Regions from separate parts of the Homo sapiens genome. Here all the other regions are linked to region 1. The links are chromatin loops, found by intact Hi-C in ENCODE. Cell type or tissue: PC-3. All regions are shown on one strand.

Evidence for each region. Hi-C counts contacts between places; a loop is a spot of excess contacts. Peaks named below come from ENCODE experiments on the same cell type or tissue, not always from the same donor. Only the 100,000 strongest peaks of a DNase experiment are listed, where the experiment ranks them.
Region 2: it touches region 1 in a loop (3-fold over the local background); 2 of 110 quality-filtered maps call a loop at or near these places.
Region 3: a loop joins it to region 1, with 2.5 times the contacts of the local background. A loop is called at or near these places in 5 of 110 quality-filtered maps.
Region 4: a loop joins it to region 1, with 10 times the contacts of the local background. A loop is called at or near these places in 43 of 110 quality-filtered maps.
Region 5: it touches region 1 in a loop (5-fold over the local background); 15 of 110 quality-filtered maps call a loop at or near these places.
Region 6: a loop joins it to region 1, with 6 times the contacts of the local background. A loop is called at or near these places in 7 of 110 quality-filtered maps.

Annotation. Positions count from the first base shown.
Region 1 is chr5:111,061,217-111,066,216 of GRCh38, forward strand. No RefSeq gene overlaps it. Among named protein-coding and RNA genes, the nearest start is that of TSLP, 8.0 kb to the right of the region's middle. In PC-3, CTCF peaks have their summits at 2,723 (motif pointing left) and 2,933; DNase peaks (open chromatin) are centred at 585 and 2,635; H3K27ac peaks cover 1,414 bases.
Region 2 is chr5:110,878,208-110,883,207 of GRCh38, forward strand. No RefSeq gene overlaps it. Among named protein-coding and RNA genes, the nearest start is that of SLC25A46, 140 kb to the left of the region's middle. In PC-3, no CTCF peak of the experiment used is centred here; a DNase peak (open chromatin) is centred at 2,404; H3K27ac peaks cover 1,410 bases.
Region 3 is chr5:110,848,956-110,853,955 of GRCh38, forward strand. No RefSeq gene overlaps it. Among named protein-coding and RNA genes, the nearest start is that of SLC25A46, 110 kb to the left of the region's middle. In PC-3, no CTCF peak of the experiment used is centred here; a DNase peak (open chromatin) is centred at 2,596.
Region 4 is chr5:110,755,064-110,760,063 of GRCh38, forward strand. It overlaps SLC25A46 (solute carrier family 25 member 46), which reads left to right. Exons shown (of 8, transcript NM_138773.4): 6 at 402-458; 7 at 1,639-1,696. Among named protein-coding and RNA genes, the nearest start is that of SLC25A46, 19 kb to the left of the region's middle. In PC-3, CTCF peaks have their summits at 2,246 (motif pointing right) and 2,451; a DNase peak (open chromatin) is centred at 2,248.
Region 5 is chr5:110,782,811-110,787,810 of GRCh38, forward strand. No RefSeq gene overlaps it. Among named protein-coding and RNA genes, the nearest start is that of SLC25A46, 46 kb to the left of the region's middle. In PC-3, no CTCF peak of the experiment used is centred here; DNase peaks (open chromatin) are centred at 2,321 and 2,701; H3K4me3 peaks cover 1,120 bases; H3K27ac peaks cover 2,226 bases.
Region 6 is chr5:110,897,869-110,902,868 of GRCh38, forward strand. No RefSeq gene overlaps it. Among named protein-coding and RNA genes, the nearest start is that of SLC25A46, 160 kb to the left of the region's middle. In PC-3, no CTCF peak of the experiment used is centred here; DNase peaks (open chromatin) are centred at 1,893, 2,073 and 3,083; H3K4me3 peaks cover 1,272 bases; H3K27ac peaks cover 3,273 bases.

The DNA.
Region 1 (5,000 bases):
AATTAGATTTTTTAAAAAATCTTCATAGCAGAAACCACTGTAAGCAAAGTCAAAAACAAATCACAAACATATAGGTAATATCTGCAATTCATTTGCTAACAAAGGGATAATTTTCCTAATTTAAAAAGATCTCCTTCAAATTAGTAAGGAAATTTCCAACAACCCTTTAGAACAGGGGTGTCCAATCTTTTGGCTTCCCTGGGCCACATTGGAGGAAGAAAAATTGTCTTGGGCCACATATAAAATACACTAACACTAATGATAGCTGATGAGATAAAACAAAAATTGCAAAAAAAAAATCTCATAATGTTTTGAGAAATTTTATGAATTTGTGTTGGGCTGCATTCAAAGCCATCCTGGGCAGCATGCAGCTTGCAGGCTGCAGGTTGAACAAGCTGGCTTTAGAACATCCAGCAAAGCATTTAAGCAGACAGTTCACATAAAAAGAAATACAAGTTGTCCTTATGCATATATAAACTAAAGATATTTACTATAAACTCTAAAGTAACTGCCACAAAAAAGTCAACTTGACTCATAACAAAATAAAGTCAAATTACAACAACACTGACACATAAGTTTTACTCATCAGTTTGGCAAAACCAGTAAGTTTGATAACATCTTATGTTGACAGGGAACTGACATTTTCATGATATTAGACAATTTTACTGGTATTTCTATAAATAGATATTATATAGTCAGATGATAGGTAGATAGATAATATCTATCCAAGTTAAAAATGAACATACCTTTTAACCTAGAAATTTTACTTGTAAGAATTTATCTTACAGATAATTCACACTTGGATAAAATGTACTAAATGATGAGTGAACAAGGTTATTCACTGAAGCATCATTTAGAATAGCAAAGATTAAAAATAATTTTATAAAAACAAGAAAGTTAAATTTTGATATATTTTAAACAAAGGAAACTATAAATCGCTAAAAATTCTTAAGAAGCTCTTGATAAAATAATATGGAGCAGTATCTAAGATACTATTTGAAGAAAAAAGAACTCAATAGTATGTAACAATGTTATCATTTTTGTGAAAATAGTAAGTAAATAGATATGTATAAAATTTTCTGGATATGTAAACCTATGTATGTATATGCATACATGTATACATATGTATATAATATCTCTGGAAGAATAAAAGATAGCATTTATATAAACTTTTTTAAACCATATTGTTTTCAAGCACATATTTGTAAAAATAAAATTACAGAGACATACATGGTACTGATAAACACCAAATTCAGAGTAGCAATTAACTTTGGAAAGGAGTAGTAATAATAGGATTATGCAATGATACACAGAGCCTTCAACTGTTCTGTAACTCTTTTGTAGGGTTGTCATTTTCATATAATTTCAAGCTTGAAAAATAGTTAAAAGACAAGAACAAATAACTTTCATCCATCCTTTACCTATGTTTTAATATATTTTCATCTCTCTCTCTTCCTTCTTTCTTTCCTCCCTCTCTCTCTCTCTCCGTCTCTATCCACACAGACAAAAAAAAATACTTTATCTCTAAATGATAACAATGATTCAATGACCAAAATCAGAAAATTAAACATTGATTTAATATGATTAGCTAATCCATGGTCCATTGCATCTGTAATGTTATATTTTCTATAAAAAAAAATGTGAAGCAGCCTGGCCATAATTGTTCACACCTGTAATCCCAACACTTTGGAGGGTCAAAGTGGGTGGATCACTTGAAGCCAGGAGCTCTAGACCAGCCTGGGCAATAAGTGAGACTCTACCACTACAAAATATTTTTTTAAAAAAATTAGCTTGCCATGGTAGTGTGTGCCTGTAATCCTAGCTACTCAGGAGGTTAGGCAGGAAGATCCCTTGAATCCAGGAGTTTGAGGTTGCAGTAAGCTATGATTGTACCACTGCACTCCAGCCTGTGTGAGAGAGTGAGACTCTGTTAAAAACAAATGTTAAAACTGTTGGAGTTTATTAAAGGGGATGTGGACGTTTTATAATGCTACAATTTTCTGTGTCTTTAAAATAGTTTCCATTGCCTAAAAAAATAAAGATAATTTAACCGTACATCAAATGATGTTATCTAGCTCATGTTTTAATCAGCCATCAATAAATATGTATTTTCTATCTGTGATGGAGACCATTTTCCTGGCCTCCAGGGTCTGGTCCCTAGGGTTCAGTTAAGGCAATTATTTCCCTCATCATGTCAGATAGATATGAATGTTATGGACTGAATGTTTATGTTCCACCAAAATTCAAATGTTGAAGCCCTAATCTCTTATGTGAACGTATTTGGAGGTGGGGACTTTGGGAAGTAATTAGGTCCTAAGAGTGAAGCCTTCATGATGAAATTAAGAAGAGACACCAGAGAGATGATCTCTCTCTCCATCATGTGAGGATAAAGCAAAACTAAGGCCATCTGCAAGCCAGGAAGAGAGCCTTCACCAGGACTAAGTGGAGTCTGCCTTGACCTTGGACTTCCAGCATTCAGAACTGTAAGAAATAAATATCTGTTGTTTAAGACACCCCATTTATGGTATTTTGCTATAGCAGCCTGAGCAGAATAAGTCACCTAGCCTCACTCTGCAACGGAAAAATAATGACTCATGAAGATTGTCACTCCAAACCCTTTGCAAAGGAAGATACAAATGCCCAAGGCTGCTCATTACATAATTGCTCAGAAACACTGTTTCTCAGGTGTACACGATGCTGCACACGTCCACTGAGACACCTAGTGGTAGGCAGTTCTGTCTATCTGAAGATAAAAAGCAAAACACTATGCTCAGTGTTTTGCATTTTAACTCATAAAATATAAAATTGGTTCTCTCCCCAAATGCTCAAAGACTTTTGTTTATTCTAACTCCTCTTTAAATCATGCCAATGAGGAATACAAACAAAACAGACTGTGTAAGCACATTGCCCTGGGTCAAAGTCAGCATGAAATGCTCTCATCTCCTAATCTTTGTACTAATTGACTATTCACTAACCTACTATATTGTTTTAATTATTAATTCTCATGGCTCTTTTAAAATCATTTATTTATAAAACAAAATATTATAGGACATTATCTGAATCTTCAGATTTATTCCACTGCAACTAGTAGTTGTTCAATAAATATTAAATATAATTGACTTACATTAAGATATAATGAGTGTAGGCAATGTGCTAGGTCCTAAACACAGATACAAATGCAGATATAAACATCATAATAGGAATTCAAATGCACGGATTGGAAATTATCAAGATCATTACAAAACGATTGTTCTCTATAAGAAATCCTTTCAAGAAGAGTAACCAACAAAAAAGCTCTAACTACAAAAATACAAAATTACATGGAAAAGGTAATGCAATTCATTGTATCAGAGAAGTTTGGGGGTTTGGGGGAAAGCAGGCATTCTTCGTTGAATTAAACAACAATGGAGCTATAAATTAGCACATCCTTTTAATAGGAATAACACCCACACTACAGTTTTATAAATCTCTTCTTTCCAACCAGTGAGAGTAGCCTATACTCTCTGAGGTAAGAAGTCATTGAGTTTCTTTCCAGGTTTTGTAAAATCGCAAAGTAGGAAATATTTATTAAATATCTTTGTTTTAAATGCTTCTCTTCTTTTCAAATGCATTTTTGGAATAACTGTTCTTTAAAGGGGATTTGAACCTTTAGAACTGTTAGGAGCACATGAGGAAAGACTTGGGAACTTAGGAGTATAATTAATATTCTTAGGAGGTACTCTATATGAGTTATGAGTTCATACTACAAATGTTGAGGAACAAGAGCTATAAGTCAGAACAAAATGGGAGGCGGAATTCTGTTTGACTGAGTGACTATATTGGAGAAATTGCAGGTTTCGGGCCACACCGTGGGACCCTTACATACTGTTGATAAACTTTTTTGGTAAAAGTCTTGTAAACACTACAAGAGAGTCAAAACCAAACCTAACATAAGGCTGAGTGGTATAATTTCCTAGAGCAGAGATCTGTAAACTTTTTCTGTGAAAGATGAAATAATAAATATTTTAGGCTTTGCAGGCCAGATGGTTTCTGTCACAACTGCTTAACTCTGTCCTTGCAGCACAAAAGCAGCCAAAGACAATACTGTAATAAAAGAAGGGTGGGTTTGGATGTATTTCAATAAAACATTATTTACAAAAGCAGATAGGTAAGCAGAATTTAGCCTACATATGCTGGGCGCGGTGGCTCACGCCTGTAATCCCAGCACTTTGGGAGGCTGAGGCAGGACAATCACTTGAGGCCAGGAGTTCAAGACCAGCCTGGCCAATATGGTGAAACCCCGTCTCTACTAAAATTACAAAAATTAACCCGGCATGGTGGCGTGGACCTGTAATCCCAGCTGCTCAGGAGGTTAAGGCACAAGAATCTCTTGAACCTGAAAGACAGAGGCTGCAGTGAACTGAGATTGTGCCACTGCACTCCAGCCTGGGCAACAGAAGCAAGATCTGTCTCAAAAAAACAAACAAACAAAATAATAGAATTTAGCCTACAGGCTGCAGTTTGCTAACCCCTTGCTCTAATCTCTGAAAATCTTTTCTAGGTGATATACCCACATGAAGACAGTCCTCAGGCCAAACTCATAGATCCCAATTCTTTGCTATCCATTTATCCTCTTCTGAACTTTCTAGAGTCTCCTTTTCTGTTTCTTCCTCCCTCCACCCCCACATGTGTCTGGAATTGTCAGGCAGCTTTTTCTCAGAAGCCCCGAATGGCTGTGTGGGAAGAAATTAGACCTCGATGAGACAAACAAAATGATTATTAGGGACTTGCTTTGTTTAAGAGAGGAAATACACTTGGGGTGATTGCTTAACCCAGAGATTATTACTGAGAAGAGTGGGACTCACAAAAGAGGAGACACCTGCAGGGCCTCAAACACTCCAGATGAGAAATAAGCTGAGGGCTACCCCTTGACTCACATAATGGTTACTTTGTAAAAGATCCTTTTATACATAAACAATGTGTCTAAACTATGAAGCAAATTACACAATAGAGTCCAGTAG
Region 2 (5,000 bases), 180 kb before region 1:
CCATTTTGATTTGAGTTTTGTATATGGTGATTCATTATTTGAGTTTTGCATATGGTGATGCATTATTTGCATATGGATATTTTCCCAGCACCATTTATTGAACAGACTTGTCTTCTCCTCAGGGTATGTTCTTGGCCCTTCTGTCTAAAATGAGTTCACTCTAAGTTTATGGATTTGTTTCTGGTCTCTCTATTCTGTTCCATTGATCTATGTGTCTGTTTTTATGCCAGTAATATGTTGTTTTGGTTGCTGTTGCCCTGTAGTATAATTTGAAGTCAGGTAATGTGATCCCTCTAGTTTTGTCCTTTATGTTTAAGATAGCTTTGGACATTCTGGGTCTTTGGTGGTTCCATATAAATTTTAGGATTATTATTTTCTATTTCTTTGAAAAATGACATTGGTATTTTGATAGAGATTGCATTGGATCTGTAGATTGGTTTGGGTAGTATGGACACTTTAACAATATTGATTCTTCCAACCCTTGAACTTGGAACATTTTTGCATTTTTTATTGTCCTCTTCAATCTTTTTCATCAGTTTATAATTTTCATTATAGAGAATTTTGCTTCTTTGGTTAAATAAATTCCTAGCATTTTAATTTTATTTGTGGATATTATAAATGGGATTACTTTTTAAAATTTCTATTTCACATTGCTCACTGTTGCTATACAGAAATACTACTAATTATTGTATGTGGATTCTGCATCCTGCATCTGCCAGTATTTTAAAACTGAATCCATGAAATAGAAGAGATTTAAAAATTTTTAAACATACGGCAATATTTTAGTTATGATTTTGTTATTCATTTCTTTTTTTTTTTGAGATGAGTTTCACTGTGTTGCCCAGGCTGGAGGGCAGCGGTGCGATCTCAGTTTACTGTAATCTCTGCCTCCTGGGTTCAAGCAATTCTCATGTCTCAGCCTTTCGCGTAGCTGTGACGATAGGTGGGCGCAACCATGCCCAGCTAATTTTTGTACTTTTAGTAGAGACAGGGTTGGCCACGTTGGCCAGGCTAGTCTCAAACTCCTGACCTCAAGTGATCTGCCTACCTCAGCCTCCCAAAGTTCTGGGATTACAGAAATAAGCCACTGCACCCAGACTGTTATTCATTTCCATTTTAACTTTAGAGAACATACTCTATATGATTTCAGCTTTTTGACTGTACAGGGTCAATTTATTGTGAAATTTTTGTGTTTGTAAATAATACGTAATATGTAATTGTTCATGCAGTGTTCTAACATGTATCTACTTAGAAAAGTTTGTCAACAATGTTGCTTAAGTATTCCTTATGTACACTGATTCGTTTGTTTGCTTTTCTCCTAGATACTGAGAGCACTTTGTCAAAAGAGCCCATGATGATTGTGGATTTCAGTATTCCTCCCTGAAGGACTCTCAAATTTTGTTTTACATATTTTTAGGCTATATTATTAAGTACTGTTAAATCAAGTTTAGCCTAAAGCTGCCTCCTTACATATTTAAGTTTGGCCTAAAGGTTTCTCTGTACATTGTGAACTATAACAAGCGGAGGTGTAAACAGACCATAGCCTACACTTCTGCCACTAACTGATGTTTGGCCAATCAATGTAGACAAGTGTTTGGATCGTGTTCAAATAAGGCAAACACTGAGCTGTAATCAATCTGGCTGTTTCTGTACCTCATTTCCATTTTCTGTACCTCACTTCCCTTTTTCTGTCCATAAATCTTCTACCACGTGGCTGCACTGGAATCTCAGGGCATACTCTGGCTTAGGAGGCTGCACAATTCGCAAATCATTCATTGCTCAGTTAAACTCCTTTAAATTAAATTTTGCTGAAGTTCTTCTTTCATCAGACAGCATCAGAAGTAGGATCCCAAGTAGAGCTTCTAATGACCCCCGAGAGCACTGAGCAACCAAGCAAGCTACCCGCCAGGCCCACTGTGTCCCTTTCTCTCCCAGAGCAGCTGGGGAGCCTGGTATTCTCCTGGTATTTGGATTCTCTGATTCCAAAGCTCCACAGATTTGTGTTTTAATTTTTGCTGCGGTTATTGTTTGTTTTTTGAAATGGGATGTCACTCTGTTGCTCAGGCTGGAGGGCAGTGGTGTGATCTTTGCTCTCTGCAACTTCTGCCTCCTGGGTTCAAGCAATTCTCCTGCCTTAGCCTCTTGAATAGCTGGGATTACAGGCACCCACCAACATGCCCGGCTTTTTTTTTTTTTTTTTTTTGTATTTTTAGTAGAGATAGGGTTTTGCCATTTTGGCCAGGCTAGTCTTGAACTCCTGACCTCAAGTGATTTGCCCGCCTCAGTCTTCCAAAGTGCTGGGATTACAGGCATGAGTCACCATGGGCCAGATTTGTGTTTTGATCCAAGTTTCCTTGAACAAATTTCTGATCCAAACTGGGTTTGGAAGTCATGACAGAAACTGGACTGGGTCCAGGATCTGATTGGCTCCAGTAATTAACTGGCTTGGATCCAGTTAGAGGCCTCTTACATCTGAGTGAGTCAGAAAGAAACTGGTTGTAAATGGCAATGGAAATTCGCAGAGATTTTTGTGTTCTAACCTCTTGTTTTCATTTTTACTGTGTGCTCAGGCAGGAAAAATATCACTGTGTGAGGTGATCAAGGTAACCTGAGAGTAAAGCCAATATTTGAGGTAAAAATGGGATCCTTAATTTCTGAAGAAATGAGTTCCTTCTGGCTTAAACATGCATAAGTATTCGGCCCAGGAAGCAATGAAGTCTTACAGAAATGGCAAAATCTTACTAAAGATAACTTACAGTGGAACATTCCAAATGAACAGCACTGCACTGAAGTGTATTTGAAAATAAGGGCTCCCCAAGATTGTGCCACTGTACTCCAGCCTGGGCAAGAGAGCGAGACTCTAAGAAAAAAAAAAAAAACCCGCAAACAAAAAACAGAAAAGGAAAAGACGGGCTCCCAAATTAATCTCATCTAGGGATGCCTATTGATTTGCAGAAGCTTCTTAAAAAATTTTCAGTATTTTTATTTAAAAACTTTATGAAAGGCAAATAAAAACCTTAAGCGACTAATTGGTTAAAAAAATGTCTACTAACCTTTGGCTTAGTTACTACCCCAATCCAAAGGAAACAAGACTTCACACCAATTGGCTGACTTTGGGTAAGTAGTGGGGTACATTTTACTTGGGTAAATGGTGGAATTGGATTGCAGGCCCTCCCCTCAGTAAAGTCCCTCTTGGTTAAAAAGGGATTTGGCACTATGGGATGTTAACTGCTATTCTCTTTGGATTAATCTGCCTTGCACTTTTTGCTGATGGCTATGGGTGACAGGATTAGACATGTATAGGAATGAGACATGGGGAACATTTTTCTCCCCAAAGGGGAAAAGTTGAGAGCTGATGGGACTGCTGGAAAAGATCCCTTTTATGACTGACAAGTGGCCATCTGATCTTTAAATCAGTGTTGCTGCAGTGGGTAGGTCTTTCTCTGGCCTCCCTGAGATCTCTGCTATACCTACCCCAACACAGGCAATGTTTTCTCTCTCTTTTTCTCCTTTCCCTTTTCTATCTTTTCTGTTACTCAGGGTGACCATCTTGCCCAGAGAACACATGCTGAAACTCATTTAATCCACTTTGAGTGGACTAAAGATGACGGAGCCCAACCAGGAACAAGTTTAAGCCTAACCAGTTGATATTGGGCACTAAGCAGAGTGGTTAATGTTTTGTCACACGTATTTTGCCCTGGCTAGAATGGAAAATGTTAATTTGGGTCTCCTATGTAGTCGGTTGGGTGGCAACTTACAAAATTGAGAGATTGCCTATGGTTCCATGAAACCAAAAAAGATGATTTTCCTTTGTGTTGTGGCTTGGGACCCATGGCTCTGGAGCATCTAGCAGGGTTGCTACGGCCACTCAGGGAAGGTCACCCAGAAACCTGGCATGCCAGCAAAAGGGTAAGGATTCCTTACCAGTCAGAATTCTGGCCTCTCTCTCTGTGCAAACTGGTTGTAGCAATGGTAAAAATCACTGTCTCCTCCGCAAAGTTTTGATTAATTGGAAGAAAGGATTTGTGAGGCTAGTCTTAAGCTGTAGCAAATCTGGCATTCTTTGTGCTAAAAGCTTGTCTTTCTGCATTGTTCCATCATAAAAAGGGGTACCATAGGATGGAATGCGGGCCTAGGACCCCCATAAGCTTGCTGTTCAAGCCAGCTTGGCAAACTGGTTAGTTACAAACTTTGCTGCAGGTCCCTGAAACAAAAAACTGGGTGAGGATTTCCTCTCGTATGTCCTTGGGAAAAACAAAGGCGGTGCCACATTTTAGAGAAAATCTCTATATTCCTCATGGAACCCCAGGAATTGAAAGTAGATAGATTTCCCTCAACATCTAAGACTCCGTTTTATTTTTCATTGTGGTATTTGATGTTTTTTACTTGGGCAGGGGGTGGGGGTTGTGGGGACATCAGAAATTACTTCACATTATCAGAGAACTTTGGTGTGTAATAAGTAGGTAGGAAATAAACCTTTAGGGATGGCAAGTGACAGTTATGGGGGAACACTCTGCTCTTTCCACGTTTGGATCAGAGAAGCATGCTCTTGGCCACCAAGAAAGTATAGAAATATCCTGACCCACACTGAGATAAGATTCCCATGGAGGATGGGCTGATTGCAGAATGGGCTGATCAACAGCACATGGTAAAATCATTGCACTGCCTTGTTCAGCATTTCATTTTTGGGGATCCAGGATTCAGTATGAAAATGACTCCCAGAATTTTTTGGGATCTGTTTTGCCTTCCAGCTGTGACTGCTTATTAGGCCCTAGAAACTACATGTTTTCCTAGCTCTGTTCTTCTAAGGACACCACCCTGAATCCAGTAACCTAATAAAGAAACTTAAAAACTGCAAATGAAAAATCTTACAATTACTAGATCTTCTGTCTCTCTGTGTTGTTATATGTGTTATGTGTGTAATGTTTATATATGAAAGAGTTCTGATTAATTGGCTTAAAAACAATAAGTGCTTAAATCAAATATTTTGTCAGAAAAAT
Region 3 (5,000 bases), 210 kb before region 1:
TAATTTTATTTGTGGCTATTGAAGATGGGATTACTTTTTTAACTTTTTTTCAGATTGTTCATTGTTGGCATATAGAAATGCTAATAATTTTTGTATGTTGATTATGTATCCTTCAATTTTACTGAACTTGTTTGTCAGTTCTAATAGTTTTTTTTGGTGAATTCTTTAGGTTTTTCCAAATATAAAATCATATGATTTGCAAACAAAGATAATTTGACTTCTTTCTTTCCAATCAGGATGCTCTCTATTGCTCTTTATTTCTTTCTCTTGTCTGATTGCTCTAGCTAGGACTTCAAGTACTATGTTGAATAACAATGGTGAAAGTGGGCATTCTTGTCATGTCCCAGATCTTAGAAAACAGGTTGTCTTTCAGTTTTTCTACATTCAGTATGATACTAACTGTGTTTCTATTATATATGGCTTTTATTATGTTGAGGTATGTTCCTTCTGTACTCAGACTTTTGAGAGCTTTTACCATGAAAGGATGTTGAACTTTATCAATGCTTTTCAGCATCAGTTGAAATGATCATATGGTTTTTGTTCTTCATTTTGTTGATATGATGTATCACGTTGATTGATTTGTGTATGTTGAACCATTCTTGCATCCCTGGGATAAATCCCACTTGGTCATGATGAATGATTTTTGTAATGTATTGTTGAATTTGGTTTGCTAGTATTTTGTTGGTTATTTTTGCATCAATATTCATCGGAGATATTGGCCTGTAGGGGTTTTTTTATGTGTCATTGTCTGGTTTTTTTATGAGGCTAATACTGGGTAGAATGAGTATGGAAGTATTCCATCCTCCTCCATTTCTCAGAATAGTTTAAGTAGGATTGATACTAGTTCTTCTTTAAATGTTTCATAGGATTCAGCAGTGAAGCCATCAGGTCCCAGGCTGTTCTTTGCCAGGAGTCTTTTTATTAGAGCTTCAATCTCATTACTTGTTCTTGGTCTGTTAAGGTTTTGGATTTTTTCCCAGTTCAATTTTGGTAGGTTGTATGTGTCTAGTAATTTATCCATTTCCTTTAGATTTTCCAATTTATTGGCATATTATTTCTCATAGTACCGCTTATGACCCTTTGAATTTCTGTGGTACCAGTTGTAGTATCTCTTTATTTATCTCTGATTTATTTATTTTATTTTATTTATTTATTTATTTTTTGAGTCGGAATCTCACTCTGTCACCCAGGCTGGAGTGCAGTGGCACGATCTCGGCTCACTGCAAGCTCCACCTCCCAGGTTCATGCCATTCTCCTGCCTCAGCCTCCAGAGTAGCTGGGACTACAGGTGCCCACCACCGCGCCCAGCTAATTTTTTGTATTTTTAGTACAGACGGGGTTTCACCATGTTAGCCAAGATGGTCTCAATCTCCTGACCTCCATCTCTGATTTATTTGAGTCTTATTTCTTTCTCACTTAGTCAATCTGGCTAAAGCTTTGTCAATTTTATTTATCTTTTCAAGAAACCAACTAATCATTTTGTTAATCTTTTGTACTGTTTACTTTGTCTCAATTTCCTTTATTTCCTCTCTGATCTTTTATTATTTCTTTTCTTCTACTAATTTTGGGTTTGGTTTGCTCTTGCTTTTCTCATTATTTCAGATGCATTGTTAGGTTGTTTATTTGAAGTTTTTCTTCTTGTTTGATATAGGCATTTATGGTTATACATTTCATTTTTAGTAGTGCTTTTACTATATCCTATAGGTTTCAGTATATTGTGTTTCACTTAACATTTTCTTCAAGAAATTTTTTAATTTTCTTAATTTCTTCATTTACCCACTAGTCACTTGGGAACTTATTGTTTAATTGTGATGTGTTTTTGGTTTCCAAAATTCCTCTTGTTGTTGACTTCTAGTTTTATTCCACTGTAGTCAGAGAAGATGCTTAACATTATTTCAATTTTTGTGAATGTTTTAAGGCTTGTTTGTAACATAATATATAATCTATCATTGAGAATGATCCATGTGCTCAGGAGAAGAATGTGTATGCTGCAGTTGCTGGATGAAATGTTCTGTCAATATCTATTAGGTCAATTTGTTCTATAGTGCATGATAAAATAGTTTATCTTGAAATACTATTAAAAGTGTTCTGGCATATTTCAAAACGGTTAGTTTCCACTTTTTCTGCTGCAAACACAAGGGAATTTTTCTCCAATATTCATTTTAAGAACCTAGTTGAGTTTCTGGAGGTAAAATTCACAAAAGTGAGGGTCACTTTTCAGTAAATGGCCCCTGAAATTTTTAATTCACAGATTTGTCCACACTGAGCTTCCAGCAACTCATCAACTACTATTTAGGCTTTTTTACTCAGGCATTTTTTTTCATGGAGTTTTCTTCTTATAGATTTCTGTTCCAGTAAGTTGTGATTCTCTGTATTTGCCTGTCTACCCCTCCAATTTTGGGGGAAGTATTTTGTCTTGTGACCTCACCTCTGTGAAAGATCAAAGAAGAGTTGTTCATTCTTCAGTTTGTATAGCTTTTTATTTTGTTATGGCAGAGTGACGACTTCCAAGCTCCTTACATGCTGGACCTGAAACAAGAAACTTCCTCTCACTGTATTTTGGAAGCATATAACTTCTCTAGTTTCATGAGCTCACAGCTGGAGATGAATGTTTTCTCAGGATGAATCATACCTTGATACCTTAAATGACATATAGTACAGACTTTGAAGTTGGAGTTGATGCTGGAATAGGTTAAGGCTTTGGCAGGTGTTGGCATGGGGTACATTATTTTGCATGTGGGAAAGAAATGAATTTGGGGGCACCAGAGGGCAGAATGGTATGGGCTGAATTGTGTTCTTCCAAAATACATATGTTGAAACTCTAACCCCCAATATGACTGTATTTGGTGATAGGGTTTTAAGGAGGTAATTAAGGTTAAATAAGATTATAAGAGTGAGGCCGTAATACAATAGGGCTGGTATCCTTACAAGAATAGTAAGAGACACCAAGAGTGTCCATGCACAGAGGGAAGGCCATGTGAGGACACAGGGAAAAGGCAGCCATCTGCAAACCAGAAGGAGAAACCTCACCAGAAATCAACACTGTCAGCAGCTCGGTCTTGGACTTAATAGTTTCCAGAACTATCAGAAAATAAATTTCTGTTGTTTATGCCATCCAGTCTGTAGCATCCCTATAGTTTTGTATGGCATCCTTAGCAATCAAAGACAAGTCTCAACTGAATGTTTAATGTATTCAGTGAGGTCTATTTTCCCAAGCATTGTATGACCACTGGCATTTCTTTTCAGTTCTCTGCCTATTATTAGCCACTTCCTGCTAGACCTTATGTAGTCTTATGTGCATGCAAAACTCAGCTCTCATCAGACCTCTAGAACTCCCCTCTTCAGAGTTTCCTGTTTTGAGGTACCTTGCTATTTCAGCTTGACTGAACTCCAACCTCTGCCATTTCAACTCAATGGGACAACCACTCTGCAATTGGCTTCTACCTTCCTGAACTCTGGTTTGAAAACTGTGTTTAGGCAGAAAGCTAGAGAAAATATGGAGCTCACCTTGTATGTTGCTCTTGTCTCAAGGATCATAGCTCTGTACTGTCTGAAAACAGTTGTCACCCATATTTTGCCCAGTTTTAGGATTGCTTATGGTGGGAGGGTTATGCTCAATACCAGTTATTCTAGCATGTCTAGAAACAAAGATTTTTCATAAGAACTTTCCCACTTAAAGGTCATATCAAATAAGATATGAGATAGTTTGTGTTCTTGCTATTCCTAACACCTCATCATCATACCCGGAATTTGAGCAATAGGTCAGGATTACTTGGCAGCCCTCACACACCTGTACACAAAAAATCTCCCAAATATTACACACATAAATCAGCATGGTACTACATGTAGAAACAGTAAAATTGTGAGTAATATAGTATCCTCCATATGTTTTCAATTTTAAGTAAATGTCACAGTCCTTTAAGGTAAAAACATAGTAATGAAGAAGCAATCAGAAATGAATTTAGTTCTCCAATCATAATTCAGCCATAATCCAGCATTATTAAAATCTTATTTTAAAACTTATGCAGACAGTAGTAAGTATTTAATTTATGAAGGAAAGGCATAGTTAAGGTGTTGTATAACTTGTTGTCAGAAGACATGAGTTCAAATCCTCTTTCTTCTCTAACTTTGTGACCTTGGGAAAGTTACTTGACCTCACTGCATCATACTTGCTTTATTTCTGAAATGGGCTAATGAACCTAAAAGGGCTGCTTTGATGCTAAGTAACATAGGTAAAGAAGTTGGTGCAAGACAGGCACTCAATAAATAAACCTTAAATCTTATAATGATAAGATAAAACTGTACTTTTTGAATATTTTCAAGATTTTAAATTGAAAAAAAAAAAGCTAACCAGCATCTGTTTACAGTGAATTCCAATGAAGCAATTAAGTTAACTAAGAAAAGTGAAACTGATGACTCATGTCAAAGATAGGTGATTCCTATTTTCCTCTCAAAAAGGAAGTTTAATAATGGTGAGGTAAGGAATACATTGAAATGCTTACAGAAGTCTCAACAAGTCTCTATCAGCAGTTGAGATATGTGTTTAATTTTCTCATGTGGTAGCTGTGGAGAAAGGCACGAGAACCCTAGTACTCCTACTGTTTGGCTTGAGACACGGCACTGTGTCATAACCAGTTTGTTCCTTAGGAGTTATCAGATCCAGTCCTTCACAGTGCCTCTAGGTTTGTGGCTTCAATACTACGTTCTGAAAGATCCTTGAGCTCTGGGTCATATTAGGGTTCTACACATGACTGCAACTAAAAAAAGAGAGAAGGAAGGAAGAAGAGAGGAATGGAGAAGAAGAAGGAGACAGGGAAGAAGGGAGAGCAGAAGAAAAAGAAAGATAGGGAGAATTACTGTTCTTCCTGAATTCTGTGATGTTACCTGACATTAATAACAATTATCAAAATCATTCATCATCATCATTGCTATAGTTAAGAACTTGCATACATTCTCAAAAAAAAACTTTATGAAGAAAGAATTATCCTTATTTTACACAT
Region 4 (5,000 bases), 310 kb before region 1:
TAGAGTTACTTAACTTTTTTAAAAAATTGTCATTCTTATATACTTTGTAAAGCCTTTTTTAATCCTGTTCTTTGTTTCCATATCTATTCTCTTTCTTTTAACCAATCATCTTAATTTTCTTCCTTTAATTTCTCATGTTTACTTTCATAATCAGTTGTGCCTCTTGCTTCTCTGCCAGCCCCTTCTATCAGCACGTATGAAAACACCTTGTATTTTTTTCTCTCAAACCATCACAGTTGTTTACACTGTGTTCTAGAAAAGAAAATGTTCACCATTAGAATATATTTCTCCTACAGATTGAAAAAAATTAGAAGTTGATTACTGTTTTGAAAATTGGGCTAATTCCAGATGTTTTAAATAACATGGCTTTTGTTTTATTTAAGTTTATTTTTATGTTTTAGGGAGGTTTTACATAAATGGAGTCCTAAACAAATAGGAGAACACCTTCTACTGAAATCGTAAGTATCAAAAAATGGCATTTTTATTGGGCATTTTCACTAATTTTTATAGTATTAGAACTGGAAACAAATCTTATTAAATAACTGTAGAGAAGGAAATTAGAGCAGTGAAATGTTGGTGGGACTATAACTTCAAAGGACAAAGTAACACAGAGTTTAGGAATAAATCCTGAAATATATATTATCTTTAAAATAAATTCCTAATTTGAAAGGCTAGAATCACAGACTAATTTTGTGTATGTTTTCTTAGGAAGTTAGCATAGGTCTTCAATTTATTTAACCCAGATTTTCAAAGAAAGTATAACTATTTTATTGTTAATCAGAGATGCAAATGTATTTGTATGGTGATAAGCAAACCCAAAAAACCTTAGTGACATTGAAATGTAGTCCTGAAGGCACTTAGTGATTTTACAACGGTAACCATTTTTGTAGATTAGAATTTTATTCTTCACTTTTTAATTTTTTTTTTTGAAGATTGTGAATTGGAAATCCCCCAGCTTGCTGGCTCCCTCAGTGGGACATTCCAGCACATTATTACTTAGTGATGTTCCATTCACCTTGAAAACCACTACTTGCCAGGACCTGGCCCATAAGGGTTAGGTAAGTCCCACCTTGATATTATTTTGAATAACTATATTTTGCAGGCTTGCAAAGTTGTAATATTACTATGTCTAAATATTGGTGATAGGAAACAACTTTGCAAAGCTGTATAATGTTTTTTTTTTTTTTTAATAATAAAAGGGACTTCACTCACCATTGAAGACTGGCCTAACTCTGCTGGATGGGAAATCTGGGAATTGATATAAGAGGATAGTAACAGAAAAGTTACTTGCTCAAATATCACTAAAAAGGCAAACTATGGAATGGATCCCTCATCCTCAATTTTAAGTTTTAGATTTATAGGCTGCATTAGCTATGTGTAGGTAGATGTCCAATCTATTTTCTTTGCAGGCTGTCCTTGTTTTATCATTTGATTTTTTCATCTCTGTTGAATAAAGCATCCTACGTTACAGATTTCTGAAGTTAATATTTTTAGGCTGTAGGTATTAATAGTTGAAAACCTTAAAAAGATTATTCTAGCTTGACTATAAATTATGTTGACATATTAAAGCAGATATTAAAAAATTTAGTATAAGCATCTTGTTTCAGTATACTGATAAATTTGTTTTAATTTCTATAGCCTAACTTACGTGGTGGCAATGCCTTTTTATTCAGCAAGTCTGATTGAAACAGTGCAGGTGAGCTTTTTTTTACTGTCATTTTTTTTTTATTTAAGAATAGTTTTTTGACTATTCAGTATATTGTAGATATCTAACATTTCAGCAGAAAATTTTAAGACTATGTCTTAAAATATTTATTTTATAAATATCACAGTTATATCGCACGTTGCTTGTCTGTATATTTCCATTGGTATCTTAAGTCACACTTCTAGTTTTAATTATTTTTGTCCTTTCCATAGGCAACTATACTCTTCATTTAGACATCTCAGAACACAGCCTATAACTTGCTCTGAAAACAAAGAATCTATAAACTTTTTAAGGCCCTTACATACAACTCAGATGGTTATGGCTTATCATTGGACAGTAAATTAATAATTACCTGAGAATAAACATGATGGATAATCATCCGAACAGGAAGCAGGTTGTCCCCACAGGTAGTTTACTGACAGGATTCTTTTAAAACATGCCTTTAAGTGACATTTGATACTATTGGGTGTGGTAAATACTACAAAGCTGAAGCAATTTTCTGCTAGCACTTGAAATTCTGTTTGCTTGTGTTACTATTCCTAACCACATGGTGGCGCTTCAAGTACATTTAATTAAATGTCTTACCCTCCTTCCTACACTTAAAACTGTAAGATGAAGGTAGTTTTTACTTCACCTGTATACAAAATCCAACTATTTGTACACCTGTCTTCTATTTCCACATCAGATCCTCTAGCATATTCTTTTCTCTAGTATATGTGAGTGCCCTCTCTGTAAAAACTCGCACTGGATCAGCCTTTGCTCTTCTAATTACTCTTTTCTACCTTGTTTCTTTTCTGGCTGTATCATTCATCTTTGATTTATGATTATTATTATTATTATTTCTGTTAGAACTAACTTCAGTTAACTGAAGTTAGTGTCTTGCGACCCAAATCATACTTTCCCTTCCCCTTGCATTTGGCATTGTGTTAAATAAATGATGAATTTTTGTATGGTGCTATAGAATTTACAGAGTTGTCACTTGTATGAGATAGCCTCATTTTAAAGGTAAGGGAAAAATGTCAGGAAGGTAATTATTTAAGGAAAAACAACTAAGCAGAATGATTTATTGGGGAAAACAATTTTTAGCTTGAGACAGACCCATTATCACATTTCTCTGCTTAAATTAGACCTGGGACTTTAGACAGATTTCTTAACCTTTATAATTTTCTTATCCATAAATTGTGAATAGTATTTTAATAACTGACGTGTAACATTGAATGAGTTATTTATATAAGTGCCCGGCTCACTATGTGATAGGGTTTTTTCTGTGTATGTGTTTTTTTTAACCCAGTATTTACTCCTTGTTTCCTGCTTCAAGTTCCACTTGCTAACTCCTTTTGATCTCTTTTGTCTGCTTTTCTAGAACTCTTTTTTCTTTAGATTTCTCTCTCTTGAACATCTTTTTTCAATAATGCCTTTGCCATCTCTTGTCTTATACCTTAAGGCCCAATCCTTGACCCTCTGTTTTTTATCCTATACTCATTATTCTGAAAGAGCTAATTTATTCACAGGAATCATTAGCTCTAATCTCATGTGAGTTAAATCTTCAGACTCAACTTTTAAAAACAATCTCATCTGTCCCTCTAAAAATTAGCTTCCTTTAGAACCTCTTCTCCTTGGCAATATATTAGTGATACTATTGTTATCTTCACACTAAAGATTCAAAACTTTAGTTTTTGTTTTAGGAAAGTTTTTTATTTTTACATTTCTTTCATCCTTCATAATTACCCAGTCATCATGAACTTTGTAGTTATCTATTTCTTCATTAAGAATCCTTGAGGCCTAGGTGGGCGGATCATGAGGTCAGGAGTTCGAGACCAGCCTGGCCAACAGTGAAATCCCATCTCTACTAAAAATACAAAAATTAGCCGGGTGTGGTAGTGGGCGCCTGTTGTCCCAGCTATTCAGGAGGCTGAGATGGAAGAATCGCTTGAACCCGGGAGGCAGAGGTTGCAGTGAGCTGAGATCACGCCACTGTACTCCAGCCTCGGTGACAGAGTAAGACTCTGTCTTAAAAAAAATAAAAAAGAAAGAAAGAAAGAAATCCTTGTACTAGTCTCCACATTTTAAAAGTCAATACTCATACAAGATTGTTTTCAAGTTGCAATACTTATATATATCCTTTTACTGATTAAGGATTCATATTGACTCATATTCCCTAAAATCAACTTCAGACTTCTTATTATAGTTTTAAACCAAGGTTTTAATTACATCACTTTACCTTTCAGATTTGCAGATTATCTTAACTGCTAAACTTTTAAAAAAAATGTATCAATTGTTTATTGAGTACTTGCCTATATCAGGTACTGTTATAGACCCTGGGGATACAACAGCAAACAAAACCAAAATGCTCTGTTCTCATAGCACTTATATTCTTATGGGGAAAGTAGACATAAACAACTAAATAAAAGGTATATTTCATGGCGATTAACTGCTAAAGAAAGCAAAAATAAAGCAAGGAAGGCAAATAGGATGTGTAATGGGTAGGGAGGGGCGGTTAATATTTTTTTAAGAAGATAAGTAAAGGTCTCACTGAGAAGGTGACATTTGTGTAAAGATCAACATGCATATTTGGGAGAATATTCTAAGTAGAGGGAAGGCAAGTGCAAATGCCCTTACATGGGACTGTGTCATGTGTGTTGTATCATACATGCTTGAGAAGTAGGAAGGATGCCGATGTGGCTGGTGCTAACTAAGCACAAAATAAGCAAATGTTGAATTGTATTTAGAGGGAAAGCAGGTGCAAAAACTCTCAAGTGGGACTGTGTCATGTGTGTTGTATCACACATGCTTAAGAAGTAGAAAGGAAGCTGTTATGGTTGGTGCTAAGTAAGCAAGGGGGGAATACAGGAGATGAGGCCTGAGTGGTAAGAGGGGACCAGATTACATAGGACATTGTAAATCATTGTAATAATTGGGCTTTTGTTTGAGAAGGATGGAAAGTCTTTGATAGGTTTGAGCAGAGCGGTGGTGTGATCTGACTTACATCTTTATTAGGATCTCTTTGACTGTTGCATTAAAAATAAACTGGAGTGGGAAGGATGTCAGGGTCAGAAGTAGGAAGATGGATTAGAAGGCTAGGCAAGCTCACTGTCATCTCATAGTTTTAAATATCATCTATTTACTAAAGACTCCCACATTTATAATACAGTGCTCCTCCACTCACGATGGGATTACATCCCAATAAACCTGTCATAAATTCGAAAAATCTTAGGTTGAGACATCGTAAGTTGGAAACCATCTGTAGGTCCATTGTGTACCTTTTTCTGTAATTTCTATTGTGAACTCCATTTGG
Region 5 (5,000 bases), 280 kb before region 1:
CTGTACTCTTCATGACTGGTTTGTTCTTGGGACAGTCATTTAAATACTGATCTTCAGTTTTCTTTTTTTTTATTTTTCTATTTTATTTTATTATTATTATACTTTAAGTTTTAGGGTACATGTGCACAATGTGCAGGTTTGTTACATATGTATACATGTGCCATGTTGGTGTGCTGCACCCACTAACTCGTCATTTAGCATTAGGTATATCTCCTAATGCTATCCCTCCCCCCTCCCCCCAATCCACAACAGTCCCAAGATTGTGATGTTCCCCTTCCTGTGTCCATGTGTTCTCATTGTTCAGTTCCCACCTATGAGCTAGAACATGTGGTGTTTGGTTTTTTGTCCTTGCGATAGTTTGCTGAGAATGATAGTTTCCAGTTTCATCCATGTCCCTACAAAGGACATGAACTCATCATTTTTTATGGCTGCATAGTATTCCATGGTGTATATGTGCCACATTTTCTTAATCCAGTCTATCATTGTTGGACATTTGGGTTGGTTCCAAGTCTTTGCTATTGTGAATAGTGCCACAATAAACATACATATGCATGTGTCTTTATAGCAGCATGATTTATAATCCTTTGAGTATATACCCAGTAATGGGATGGCTGGGTCAAATGGTATTTCTAGTTCTAGATCCCTGAGGAATTGCCACACTGACTTCCACAATGGTTGAACTAGTTTACAGTCCCACCAACAGTGTAAAAGTGTTCCTATTTCTCCACATCCACTCCAGCACCTGTTGTTTCCTGACTTTTGAATGATTGCCATTCTAACTGGTGTGAGATGGTATCTCATTGTGGTTTTGATTTGCATTTCTCTGATGGCCAGTGATGATGAGCATTTTTTCATGTGTCTTTTGGCTGCATAAATGTCTTCTTTTGAGAAGTGTCTGTTCATATCCTTTGCCCACTTTTTGATGGGGTTGTTTGTTTTTTTCTTGTAAATTTGTTTGAGTTCATTGTAGATTCTGGATATTAGCCCTTTGTCAGATGAGTAGGTTGCGAAAATTTTCTCCCATTTTGTAGGTTGCCTGTTCACTCTGATGGTAGTTTCTTTTGCTGTGCAGAAGCTCTTTAGTTTCATTAGATCCCATTTGTCAATTTTGTCTTTTGTTGCCATTGCTTTTGGTGTTTAGACATGAAGTCCTTGTCCATGCCTATGTCCTGAATATTGCCTAGGTTTTCTTCTACGGTTTCTATGGTTTTAGGTCTAACATTTAAGTATTTAATCCATCTTGAATTAATTTTTGTATAAGGTGTAAGGAAGGGATCTAGTTTCAGCTTTCTACACATGGCTAGCCAGTTTTCCCAGCACCATTTATTAAATAGGGAATCCTTTCCCCATTGCTTGCTTTTGTCAGGTTTGTCAAAGATCAGATAGTTGTAGATATGCGACATTATTTCTGAGGGCTCTGTTCTGTTCCATTGGTCTGTATCTCTGTTTTGGTACCAGTACCATGCTGTTTTGGTTACTGTAGCCTTGCAGTTTTCTTTTTAATAAAATAAAAATAGTAATATACCTAACCTAACAAAAATAGTAATATACCAACCTAACAAAAATGTTGAAAAATGTAATAAAATGTGTGTAAGGTTGTGATATATAGTAGGTTCTCAATAAAAGGCAACTGTTATAAGAAAATTGATCTTATTAATTTTAGAACTCAGCATTTTGTCCATTTCTTTGCTTTAAGAGGTGCCTGATAAATGTTTGACAAATTGAATTCTCTTTGTTCATTAATCTATTTTCTTATTATTTTATTACAACTTCTTTCCTGTTAATGCTATCACTTCTAAATATTATAAACTCTCTCTTCTCTCTTTTGTTTCTTTTTGGATTTTCTCTTTCCAATTACAGCCATTTCTTCATGGCATAGTTACAGTAAAATTTGATTTGTGTATATATCTCATGAGACAGTACTTGTCCTAGATGAAAAATCATGCAGCTATTTTCTCTCTTCTCCCATCTCTGAATGTCATTTTAGTTTTGTTTCCCTGGTCTCTCTCCTCAAGCAAATACAGTTTTAATTCTTTTTGCTTCTGTGGTTAAAGGGATCAGCTGAGGGTATTTATTTTCAATATGCCTTGCTGATTAAGGAGGATATCTATAAAACAGCCTCTTTTAATATTTCTATTGAAGTACCTCCCAGATAAATTTTTTTTTCAAAAAGGAAAACTCAAGCACTAAAAACCAAGAATGTCAGTCAACATACTGCCAGAACCTTGGAGGTTTTCACACTTAGTAAATACTCTGAAACTTCACTGTAACTTGCTACCTAAGGGTGACTCACAGGGAATAAAGCATTTCTGAATTTTCAAATGTGGGTAGAGATGCTATCTATCTTTTTACTCCCATTGGCTTCCAATCATTATTTTTGTAGGTTAGTCAAGGAAGAAAACTTCATAATTATTTGTTGACAGAGTACTAATGCTAACAAATGGCTTGAATTGCCAGGAAAAACTCCCATATAAGACTCTCATAGGGTTCAATAACTAAGTCCTTAGGCTTTATAGATACAAGGAGCTCCTCAAGTAGCTTGAAAAGCCCAGAGTTTTGTAATTGTCTTCTCTGTGACCCAACCCTATGATTTTAGACTTAGACTGACAAACTTTAGAGTTTGGCAACATAACCTCCTTAGAGATAAGTCATCTTTTTGGCTGTCTTAGGGTAGATGTGGGTTTATTTTGTTTTTACAAGTGTTTGCTCTTCCTCCCACTCACTCTACCACATGCAAGCCTATTAGCACAAGTACGAAAGGTTGGATGTGGTGTCAAAGACTATATCTGACTAATGGTAATGATGTGTATCAATTGCTTAACCTTGCCTTGTACTAATAGCTGTTGCACCAGTGGCTGGCAAAGATGGGCATTCATTTGATTTGGCTTTTGTAGTTTGTAGTGGTCCACCTAGTCACTTGTGGTGGCTTTGAATTTGGTTAATTGTAACTTTTCTGTGGATTACTTGGATCAAGATAAACAGTATTTGATGACTTTGATAAATTTATTTCTAGTGATATAATTTGGGGAGAGAAACTTAAAAAGATAAAAATCTACTTTTCAGGGAAGCCAGCATATAGAAACAGAAAACTATAGAGTTTTATAGAATTGATAAAGAGACATGAGTCACAGATATAATATTTTAGAGAAAGTAAGCAAAAAGTATGCACAGCAAACTTCGGTGGGAAAATATGACCTCTGCACAACATGTTCTGAATTGGAAATTAAGGATCTCTATTCAAAGGAGAAATCAAAGTCTAGTCTGTTCTCCCATTCCTTGTATAGGTGCATTTACTTGTCAACTTTTACATAAGACATATTAGAGATGGTTCTTTTATGGTGGTGTTATTTCCCTACCCATCACGGTTTTAACAAGAGGCTTTTTGCTAGGGTTTCACAGTCTGCATGTAGATAGGGTATGGCCTGTTGCTAGACTTGAGTTCTAGAATAACCTAGTTCTAGATTATTCTCATATTTTCTCTTTACTCTTGTACCTTGTCTTGAAATCCAATACCCTGTCATATCTTTGCTTTTACACATCCCATAATGTAGACCGATAAAATACCTAACCTGACTTGGATTTCTAAAGCAACAAAGCTGACAATGAATAAATGTCCTGAAACTTAAAACAGCAAAGAGATGCATTCTTTTACTCATATTGGTAAAAAAATTTAAAAATTCATAATAAAAAGTATTGGCAGTTTGCAGGAGGAAAGGGATTCTTACACACTGCTGGAGATGGGACCAAGTGGTACAATACACAAAGAAAATATTGGCAATACCCATTGAAATTTTTAAATGCACTGATCTGAAAGCCTAGGAATTCTTTTTCTAGGTATCTACAGACTGGAAAAAGCACTTGCGCATATTTACAAAGAGACATATATAAGAATAATTTTGCAATACTAAAATAATATTTAATACTGAATAATTGGAAGTTTCCAAAATTATAACTAATTTACTTCCAGATTATCAAATACAATGCAGCAGGGAGAAGAAAAGCAATTTAAAAAGTGGGATACACCAATTACTAGCATTTATAAAGAAAACAGGAATAAACCCACTCTAAAACACACACATGCAAACATAAATGTAACTATATTATATATATACATATATGTTTATATGTATATATTGCCCAAGAAACTATACTTTTGCATACAAATGCATAGAAAATGTTTGGAGGAATATACAACAGAGGCAACCACTATACTTTTCAAATATAACTTTATATTTCATGAAGAAAATATTTTCATATATTGCTTGTATGATTGAATGTTTATAATAAAACTTACTAAACATGCTTCCTCCTTTCCCCCCAACACACACCACATGTCCTGAAAGAAGTTGGGATTTTTAAGCAAGTTGCAGGGTAAGTTAAAACTAATTCAATCAAAACCTGGCAGAAAACCCAGTTAGATTAAGTTATTTTAATAAGATATTAAAAAGGGATACTTGTCTCTGTTTTGGCCAAGTTGATAAATGTCTTGGGATCACAGATAAGAAGTATCTGTACTTCTTTCCACTGAAGTTAGAACAAACAAATATGCATATACAGTCATGCATTACTTAACTACAGGGATGTGTTCTGAGAAACACATCCTTAGGTGATTTCAACCATGTGCAAACATCATGGAGTGTTCTTACACAAACCTAGATGATATACCCTGCTACACTCCTAGGCTATATGGTATAGCCTATTGTTCCTAGGCTACAAACCTGCACAGTGTGTTACCGTACTGAACACTGTAGGCATTATAATGCAATGGTAAGTGTTTAGGTATCTAAACATATCTAAACGTAGAAAAGACACAGGAAAAATATGGTATGAAAGATTAAAAATAGTATACCTGTATATAGTACTTACCATAGATGGAGCTTGCAGGACTGGAAGTTGGTCTGGATAAATCAGTATGTGAGTAGTGAGTGAATACGAAGGCCTAGGACATTACTGGGTGCTACTGTGGATTTCATAACAGTGTACACTTGGTTCACTTAGGC
Region 6 (5,000 bases), 160 kb before region 1:
TAGAAAAGAGCAGGGTATAGTAGAGTTCTTAAAAAGGGCAAGTCGGGGCTGGGCGTGGTGGCTCACGCCTGCAATCCCAGCACTTTGGGAGGCCCAGGCGGGCGGATCACGATGTCAGGAGCTTGAGACCATCCTGGCTAACACGGTGAAACCCCGTCTCTACTAAAAATACAAAAAATTAGCCAGGCGTGGTGGCGGGTGCCTATAGTCCCAGCTACTCCGGAGGCTGAGGCAGGAGAATGGCGTGAACCCAGGAGGCGGAGCTTGCAGTGATCCAAGATCACGCCACTGCACTCTAGCCTGGGGGACAGAGCGAGACTCCGTCTCAAAAAAAAAAAAAAAAAAGGCAAGTGGGTAAGATCACTTATGTTTAATATAAAACTATAAATGAGTTATTTCACTTTTTTTCTAAATCTGAAATCTACTATGAATTTTTTATTTAAAGCAGAAAGCATATCCCTAGACACACTTCAGGTGTTCACTAGTTAATGTGGCTAGTGGCTATGAGATTGAAGAGGGACAGTCTAAACAATGTATAAGAATACAACAGTCTGAGAGAATACCTCAAGAAATAAGGCAGGGTGCAGTGGCTCATGCCTATAATCTCAGCACTTTGGGAGGCCAAGGTGGGGGGCCCCTTCGAGCCCAGGAGTTAGAGACCAGCTTGAGGAACATAGTGAGACCCAGAGACTTCATCGCTACAAAAAAAGTAGCCAGGTATAATGGTGCATGCCTATAGTCCTAGCTACTCTGGAGGCTGAGGCAGGAGGATGACTTGAGGCCAAGAGTTCAAGGCTGCAGTGTGCTATGATCACGCCACTGCACTCCAGCCTGGGTGCAGAGCAAGACCCTGTCTCTAAAAATAAATAAATAATAAATAAATAAGAAAGAATTAAGCATGTTATGAGAATTATAAAAGCATCCACTAGATGGTCTTTAAAAATGGAAACTAGGTATGTCATATTTTTACTTGATCTTTTTTTTGCCTTAAATTAATGTTCCTACTAAATAGTTATCCAGTATGAAGTCTTTGTGAGAAACTTTCTTTTCATTAACCTCAGATTATGCTTTTCTTCTGAATGGGCTATTTTTTGGAAAATTATCTATTTTTATTTTTGAACAAACATTCAAGAACTAATGGAATATAGTATCCATTACATCAAAAACTACATTCATCACACTCTAAACTTAAAATGGGTGCATCTCATTACATGTAAATAATACCTTATATTTAAAAGTGCTTTGTTTAAATATAAATAAAAAATAGGAAGAATTGACACCTTTAAAATACTAATATACGGCTTTAAGAGCCTTTGTGTTTGCTGTTCCCTCTGCCTAGAACATGCTCCCTTACATCCCTGTGGTCTTCACTGAAATGTGGCCTTTATATAAAGCCTTCCTTGGCTATGTAATCTAAAATGGCAAGTCTCCCACGTTGTACCATCTTTATTTTTTATTACTTATTATTTACATTTAACATATTATACATTTTACTATTTATCTTGCATATTGTCTGTTGTTCTTTGAGAATATAATCTCTGTAAGGGCAGAATTTTTTTGTGGGTGGGGTGGGGTGGGCTGGTTGGACCACTAGTTACAACTATAGAGCCTAGAACTGTGGCTGATACTCAATATATGCCTCTTAAATTTGTGAGTGAATTCGTATATTTATTCTATCATTCTATTGTAATAATGCACTCATTTAAGAAACCTTAATTTGTGTCTTTTTAAAGATTTGTATTAGGCTCTGAAGAGTGGGGGCTTGAACGCAAATGCCTCTGGTTTAGCAGTATACAACTCACTGGCCGAATCCAGCCATCACCTGATCTTGCAAATTGTTTTACTGGAACAAAGCCACATTTGCACATTTACATATTGCTTTCACATTACAATAGTAGAGTTGAGTCATTGTGACAGAGAACATATATCCCGCAAAGCTGAGAATATTCACTATTTGGTCCTTTGTAGGAAAAAGAAAAGGGTTGCCAACGCCTGATTACCCTTGTCCTGAGGAAGACAGTTCACCTAAACCTTTAAAACCTTTCTGTTTGCAGATCAAATTTTAAAAATCCTTTATTATTGTGATAACATTCTTGGATTTACTACAGAACCAAGCTTTCAGTACATCCCCACAGAAGCCACATACTTTATGTACTATACTCTGAATGAGTACATAGTGAAACACTTCTTGTCTAAAACTACCCAGAATCAAACTAAAAGTGAATGTTAAAAACAAGTTTTAATGATTCACAGGGTAACTATCCATCTAATTTATTTAATGGGCCATGATTCATTGCTGTAACAGTACATGTAGGTATAACATTCTGAGAGATTATTCTGATTAAAAAAATGGGCAAATGACCAGAATAGACATTTTTCCAAAGAAGACATATAAATGACCAACAGACACATGAAAAGATGTTCAACATCACTAATAATGGAAATGCAAACCAAAACCACAATGAGATATCACTTCACACCTGCTAGGATGGTTGTTATCTAAAAGATTAAAGAAAGATAAATGTTGGCTAGGATGTGGAGAAACGGGTACCCTTGTACATTATCAGTGGGAATGTAAATTAGTACAACCATTATGAAAAATAATGTGGCTGTTTCTCCAAAAAATAAAGATAGAACTACCATACGATTGAGCAACCCCATTTCTGATTGTATATTCAAAGGAAATGAAGTCAATATCTTGAAGAGATATTCACACTCACAAGTTCATTGCAGCATTATTTACAATTAGCCATGATAAGAAAATGATGTTTGCTAATTTTAATGTAAAAGGAAATACCCTGGCTTTCATATTCAAACCTTCAAACTGTCAGCTGTTAAGAATATTTCTACAAGAGAATTTGAAGAGTAAATTGCTTTTGCAGGGTGATAAAGACATCACCTCATCAAATACTTACCTTCATGATTTAGCAGCTCCTATTTTGGTATTATCTCTCTCTCTTTTTCCTGTGTGTGTGTGTTTTTTTCTTATGAAAAACGTAAAAATGAATCAGTTGTTAGGCAACATGCTTAGATGAATGGTCATGGTTTACATTTAGTCAGCTGTCCATACCACTAAATGAGATAAATTATTATTCTGGAAATGGTGATGGTAGTGAATCATTTTGTTAACTGGAGCTCTGATTAAACATTGATTCAAAACTTGAACATTTATGCACGCATATACAAAACCTTTTCACCTTTCCACTTGAGAAGATACTGTGTAAAAGGAACATTTGTGGTCATTTTCAAAGGAAAGCCATATTTCTAACAAGTGATAGGAGAAACATGCAAATTCACAGATGGTATGAATCATTCAGTCTCTCTTTTTATAAACTAGTGTAAAGAATAAGCAAAGTCAGTCAAAAAAGTTACATAACTTTTTGTCTTTTTCTACTCATGAGCAACACTTACTTGAAATACTTTCAAGGATTCAGTTTTTGGAAGAGGTTTCAGATAGAAAGGGTACAGAATAAGAGAAATTTGATAGTTGTTTTGTGCCAAAATTGTTTAGCATTTTTTATTCCAGTAAAAAAAAGGACATAATATTACCAATAAAATTTTTTATGAAGTGCAACAAAAGGCAGATTAAGTAAGTTAGCATTCTAATTCTCATAAATTCTGTTCGATGTTTGTCCTTTTAATAACTGGAAAGTAAACATATTTTGCTAAATGCTATCTTATATCTATAAGACTTTAGAATTTTAATCATTAGGTTGTAATTACCAATGAAAGAATAGTTTGTCAACTCAAGGAAAAAAACTGAACATCTCTTCATCTAAAATGTACCTTCCACAAAGGAAACCCTGCCTGAAATTTGACCGTCTGAAATTCATTCTATGCCATCTGATTTATTTTATAAAGTTAATAATGTTGTCCCTCAGTTTCTCCTTATCCAGAATCATCTATTTCAGTTAGTGAAATCACTTAGCCATCCAAGCTAGAAACCTCTGTGCATGTTAAAAAATAATTTCTCCTCTACGATATACTGTATTTCCAAACTCCATTGAACATCCTTTTCTCCATCACAATTGCCATGACCACTCTAGGCCCCTTACAAATGCTCAGGTGTATTGCCATATCCCGTAACTGTTCTTGCTCTTTCCAGACTATCCCTCTCCAATACTCCATACTGCTGTCAAATCATTCATTTACAGTAGACCTGAGCAGGATATCTTAACCTAAATGAAAATTGAAAAATAAAAAACAAAAACAAAAAATAAAACACATGGCTGCTGATGTGTTTACAGAATACTAGTAAAAACTCCTCACTGGTTGAAGATGGTATGAAAAGAATATTGGTTTTATATTGTTGTTCTAGTACTTAGTAGCTGTTTACTCTTAGAGAAAAAGAAATTATTTAAACTCTTTGAGACTTAATTTCTTCAAACGGGATAGTAATACATACCCAAGAAAGTTGCTGTGTTACTAAAATGAGACAATTCATTTGAGACCGTTTAGTGGAATAGCAAATCCAAAAATCAATTTTCTTTTCTCAATATAATTCCAAATTACTTTTTATATTATATCTTGCAATACTCATCCTCTTGCAATCCAGGCTGTAACATTCCAGTTTTCCACAAACATACATACATCTTTGCTTTATTTCTTCTGCCTAGAACACCTCTCTTAGCCTTCTACATTCAGCCCACTTCTACTCATCCTTTGAGGCCCAGTTATCACTCCTGCAACAATTTCCCTAAGTTACTTGTACTCTCCAATCAGAAAAGATTCCTCTGGGCTGTCAACAGCATATTCTAGTGTTTTTACATGCTGTTTGTCAAGACTGTGAAGGGCAGGGCATGAACTTTTTACTTACAAGCTAACAGGTTAACCTGTTACAGTTTAATAATGCTGGAAAACAAGAGATTCCTGAAATAGAGGCAATAGACTTTACTCTCAGCAGACAGCATGAACTCTATGTTCATGTTGCTTCTCCTTGTTCCCAAAGTCCCATGGTGTTGCAGCAGAGGGGGTCCATCTAGATGCTGGACATGCAGTGG